2 separate regions of the Homo sapiens genome follow, and region 2 is linked to region 1. Evidence: chromatin loops called from intact Hi-C (ENCODE). Cell type or tissue: mammary epithelial cell. All regions are shown on one strand. Links, peaks and the distances in the headings refer to the core of each region. The heading gives the core; the rest is flanking DNA.

Region 1 (2,919 bases), core at 219-2,718:
ATTTATTTGCTCCTAATCAACAGAGCAGGCTCTCTCAAAGTATGATACGTAGATGCCATTTGGGACCATCTAATTGAAGATTTCTGAGCCGGAAGATATCTAGAACCTGCTTAGAACTCTCCACTGACTCCTCATTGTCCTCAGGATAAATAAAATTATTTTTGTTTTTTCCCCTTTTCTCCCTCTAGATGGACTTTTTTTTTTTTACTTTAAGTTCCAGGATACATGTGCAGAACATGCAGGTTTGTTACATAGGTATACATGTGCCATGGTGGTTTGCTGCACCTATCAACCCATCATCTAGGTTTTAAGCCCCACATGCATTAGGTATTTGTCCTAATGCTCTCCCTCTCCTTGCCCCCCAACCCCTGACCAGCTCCGGTGTGTGATGTTCCCCTCTCTGTATCCATGTATTCTAATCATTCTACTACAAAGACACATCCACACGTATGTTTATTGCAGCACTATTTACAATACAATTCTTTATCATGGCACACAAGGCCTTTCCCTGGGACCCTAAGTCTTTCTTCTTGTCACTCTGCTTTCCACATCCTCATTTCACTGAACTCAGCAAGCTCCCTATTGCCTCTGGGCTTTACTCAAGCTATGCCCTCTGCCTGGGTAACTCTCTGCACCCCTTCAACTGGGTAACTTCTAGGGGTTCTAAGGTCATGCTAAGATATCAATCCTCTAGAAAACTGCATGGGCAAGGTGAGATGTCCCTCCTCTGTGCCTCCAAATCACCTGTCCTCTGCCCTAGCAGAGCCTGGCAGGGAGTGGGCGTTACCTAAATACTTGTTGAACTGGGGCTGAAACGCTGCAAGTTGTGGCCACATTTATGGGCAGCAGGATGACGCCTCTGTAAATGCTGCTGCGGTGGAAAAAAAACTCTTCATCTTTGAGGCTCCTGTGTTCCAATCCTCCAGTCTGCATGCGACTGACAAATCATAGGCTATAGGCTCTCAGGCTCCCCAGGAGTCATTTCCACAAGACCAGTCAATATCCTCTGCAAGCCACTGTCCAAATTATCCAAAATTTGAATTAAGTTCAACTAAGTCCGTGCTGAATCCTTGGTAGGCTAAATATTGCTAATATCTTTTGAGTTCTTTCTAGGGTCCTGGCTCTGTGTTAAGCACTCTTTAAGTATCACCACAATCTTCCCAGCAAGACTCTGTGGTAAATAACTTCTTATTTTCCCCAATTTTACTGGCAGGAAACTCAGACAAAAAGAGGTTAAACTTACCTGAGATCATACAGCTAGTAAGTAGCAGAGCCAGGTTTCAGATCCAAACAGCCTGGCTCCAACCTTTTCTCTCTCTCTCTCTCTTTGTCTCTCTCTCTCTCTTGCTCTCTCTCTCTGTCTCCCCCTCCCTCCCTCCCTCTTTCTCCCCACACATACTTTACTGAGACATATTTTGCATTTCAAATAATTCACCCATTTCAAGTGGACAATTCAGATTCTTATAAATTTACCAAGTTGTGTAACCATCACCAGAAAGCAATTTTAGAATATTTCCACCCCAACTAGATCCTTCATTTTCACTGTTAATCCTCATCTCCTATCCCATATCCTGCAACAACTAATCTACTTTCTATCTCTATAGATTTGCCTTTTCTGGACATTTCATGTAAATAGAATCATACAATCTATGGTTGCTTGTGTCTGGCTTCTTCCACTCACTATAATGATTCTGAGGTCTGTCCATGTCATAGCATGTATCAGTAGTTTGTTCCTTTTCTCTTTTTTGTTGAGTAATCCTTCGTTGTAAGGATATAACACAATTTTGTATCTCCATTGACCTGTTGATGGACATTTAGGATAGTTTCTAAAAGGACATTTGTTTCTAAAAGGACAATTTCTGGTCACCAACCTTCCCATCATAACCCCTCAAGACTGAGAACAGGAAGGCCCCAGGAATACGCATGTCTAATCATTCCACCGAGTATTTGCCTGTCCTCAAAAAGCTCACTTATTCATTAAAAGCAAATACAATCACAATAAACCATGATAGACATACTCTCTTACCGAAAGCATCCACTGGTGGAGCTTCTAACCCATTCCTCCAGCCCAACATATCCTTATGTTCCTTATCTCTTAGAGCACATAACGGAAGAAATACTAGGCAAAAACCACATCCATCTCTCCTGAGGCTCAATGACTTCTGAGAGCACTAACCATTCCTGCAGAATGTATTGCTCAGGAAGCATACCTAGATCTGCAGTTTCTTGTGGTGATTTAGATGTTTGATAATAATAATAACTAAGATTTATAGAGAATTATCTACATGCCAGACTTTAAGCACTTAACATGCACTAACTCATTCAATTCCCCACAATGACCCTGAGGTAGGAAGTGTCATTATACCATCCACAGATGAGGAGACTGAGGCACAAAGAGGTGAAGTAAACTTGTTCAAGTTCACACATCTAGGAAACTGAGCAGAGACAGGATATGGACCCAGAAAGTCTGACATCAGAGCTTGTGCTCTTACCTTCTACAGTAGAACTGTTGATAATAGGGACTAGAAAATATAAACCAAGACTATATAGAAGTGAGGCTCATTTCATTCATTTATTCATTTCTTCCTTTTCTTGAGGACCTACCTGGTAGCAGGCCCTTCTTAGGCACTGGTGATATAGGTTGAACTGTGATATTCCCCTTGAAGAAAGAAACCAACCAGAAAATGAATGAGTCCATTACAGTGCAGTGAGTCCCACAAGAGAGGGCCGGGGGAGCACAAACAAGGACACCTACCTGAGCCTGCAGATGGGAGTGGGAGAGGGCTTCCTAGATGAGGGGAGGATAGTATAAACCTTCAGGGAGGAGAAAGACTGAGGCAAACAAAAGGAAAAAACGGGGGAACAAAGACATGCATGAGACAGCATGGCATTTGGGGAACCTTGCATAGCGTTAGAGAG
Region 2 (2,919 bases), core at 120-2,619, 50 kb before region 1:
CCCAGGGTCATTGCACATACTATTCCCTCTGCCTAAAATCTTTTCCTGAGAGAGCTGCAATAAGGCACCACATGATGAGTTGCCAATCTAGCCATGTGGACATATTCAGAGGGATCACTGGAGAATGGCATGGCTTTAAGGAAACATAAGAGGAGAAGAATTGAGCTGGATGTATAGAGAGGACTGGATTGAGAGGTGAAGGTGAGAACTCACAGGGAAAGAGAAAGGGAGTGGGCAAAGTCAGAGACAGAAAGATATGTTCAGGGCTTGGGTGAGGGCTGTTCAGCTGGAGCAGAATTTTATCATTAGAAGGGTGAGGCTTTGGCTACTGTATTAGTTTTCATTTTATAAATGTTTTATTTTTTAATAGAGAAAAGTTCTCACTATTGCCCTGACTGATTTCGAACTCCTGAGCTCAAGTGGTCTGCCCGCCTCAACCTCCCAAAGTGCTAGGATTGCAGGAGTGAGCCACTGCACCCTGCCTACCGCTGTGTTAGTTTTCATTTGCTGCTGTAATAAATTACCACAAACTCAGTGGCTCAAAACAACACAAATATCAAGTATCTGCTGAGGGATAGACTTAGGGGTCTTTAAGATCTATTCCAATGATTAGATGTCACCTCTAAAATACTCTCTGCACTATTGTACAGTTCTGGAGGCCAAAAATCCAAAATGGTACAGGGCTAAAGTCAAGGCAGCAGCCTACAGAGTTGCATTCCTTCTAGAGGTGCTATGGCGGAATCTCTTCTTGTCTTCTCCAGCTTCTAGGGTCTGCTTGCATTCCTTGGTTTGTGGCTGCATCACTCTGACTCTTGCCTCCACCATCACATCTTCTTTTCTGACTCTGACCCTCCTTCCTCCTTTTATAAGGATTATTGTGATTATATTGGGCCCACCTAGATAATGCAGGATAAACTCCCATCTCAAGAACCTCAATTTAATCCCACCTGCAAAGTCCCTTTTGACATGTAAGGAAACATATTCACAGCTTCTGAGGATTAGGACATGGGCATTATTCTAGCTGCTACAGCTCTCTTGGAGAGGACTTGAATGCAATGTCCCAGAGCTTCACCTCCTGCCCACCAGATAGCAGGCCTATATCCGCTAACCCTCAGTCCTCTACAAGAAAGTTCAAGCTAAGGTCAGGCCCACACATCCCTGCCTGGGACCAGCAGTCAAGGAACTGGGAGAACAGGTGCCAACAGACTCTTAGGCTTTCTTCCCGAAATGCTATGGGATCAGATCATGCCTGCTCCTGTGTCCCTCGGTATAGTCTTCACTTCTAAATGTGCCAGACCTAGCTATCTGTCAGAGCATACGCAATCCGTCCCTTTCAACTTAATATCACAGTTGTGAGCTCTTGCCCATAGGTGGCGCTATCCTCTACCTCCTGCTCGCTCATCCTGACTAGTCCTCCAGAGGGGTAGCCGCAAACTAAGAGCTTTGGCGGTAGGCTCCGGCCTACCTGATACCTTGCAGGGATCTGCTACTTGAGCAAGTCCCTTTATTTTACCTCTGTTTCCTCATTGCAAATTGCATATAGTAATAGTACCTGCTCCACATGGTGGTTATGAAGATTAAATAAAATAATGTATGTAGAAGATTTAGCTTAGTGTCTGGCACAGAAAGCATTCAATAAATGTTAATTTTAAAAGCTAAACAAAAAAGATGAGTTTTTTAAAAAGCACTCATGAACATTGTAGGGGTTCACAATTACTTTCGCCTACCTCTTTTGGGAAATCACCTAACATTCACTTTGTCTTTACAAAATTAAAACATAAAGCAGGAGCTAAATAAAATCAAGAAAGAGAATGGTGTGTGTGTGTGTGTGTGTGTGTGTGTGTGCATATATCCCATGCACAAGCATAGGCTAGGAGGAAAGACTACTTTTCTTCTGTTTCTTACCAAAACATATGGATAGGTAGAAAGGTAAGCAGAGAAGGGAATAAACTACATAAGCAAACAATAAATGTGGAAGGATGTATGGAAAGGTCCCAGCTGGATGACCTCTTGGCAGCACTGTGATGGACAACACTCAAGTGTCTGCTGAGGGACAGACTTAGAGGTCTTTAAGATCCACTCCAATGACTAAATGTCACTTCTTAATATATGCTCTGCAGTTCAGTTTACCCTAATTCTACAAAAGCTGCCTAAGCCATCTATGAAATCCACAGTACCTCCACAGTTCATGATTTTTCTGACAGCAGTTGTGGTTAAAATTTGTCTGCTTCTTAAATAATCAGCCAATTGTCCTCCAATAGGTACAACGATTGTCATAACCATGTGTGGGACTGCTGACAAGAGACCCACCTGGAAGGGAAAGAAACAGTAAGCAGTTTGTCATTATTTCTGAGAGAGGGGCCTCCCTAATTCCCTTGCCCACCTCCACTCCACAGCCCCCCTACCTACCACCACCAAATTTAAGCATCTAATTATGTGGGAGCTGGGTAGGCCTGAATTTCATAATAAATAAATGATGAATGAGCGAATGATTTTAGACCTATCTGTGTCCTCTACCAGATTGGAAGCTCCTTGAGGGCAGCGATGACTTTTATTCATCACAGAGGGCATGGCACATGGGAGATAAAGCACTTGGCACCCAGTGAGCACTGATGACTGATGACAGCCACCATTTCATGATTATGCCAGCTCTTCCATGGTCACTTCTGACAGTATCTGTAGCTAGGCAGACATTTGTGTTTGCTCGGCTGCTGTTCTTTCCCTTGTAGGAAAGAGGTTTATCTTATGATGATGGTTGATGATTCACTATCCACACCCTTCCTCCCTAAAACACAATTGGCTTGATGATAATGTCTGGGAGCATTGAAAGAGGTTCTTTCTTTTTTTTCTGTTTATTTTTTCTTCTTCTTTTTTTTTTTTAGACAGAGTCTTGCTCTGTTGCCCAGGCTGGAGTGCAGT

What was found. Hi-C counts contacts between places; a loop is a spot of excess contacts. Peaks named below come from ENCODE experiments on the same cell type or tissue, not always from the same donor. Only the 100,000 strongest peaks of a DNase experiment are listed, where the experiment ranks them.
Region 2: it touches region 1 in a loop (2.0-fold over the local background); 9 of 110 quality-filtered maps call a loop at or near these places.

Annotation. Positions count from the first base shown.
Region 1 is chr12:100,353,680-100,356,598 of GRCh38, reverse strand. No RefSeq gene overlaps it. Among named protein-coding and RNA genes, the nearest start is that of SLC17A8, 1.9 kb to the left of the region's middle. RefSeq lists an enhancer at 1-75. In mammary epithelial cell, for the core only: no CTCF peak of the experiment used is centred there; no DNase peak of the experiment used is centred there.
Region 2 is chr12:100,403,429-100,406,347 of GRCh38, reverse strand. SLC17A8 (solute carrier family 17 member 8) reads right to left here. Exons shown (of 12, transcript NM_139319.3): 9 at 2,178-2,310. Among named protein-coding and RNA genes, the nearest start is that of SLC17A8, 48 kb to the right of the region's middle. In mammary epithelial cell, for the core only: a CTCF peak has its summit at 1,376 (motif pointing right); no DNase peak of the experiment used is centred there.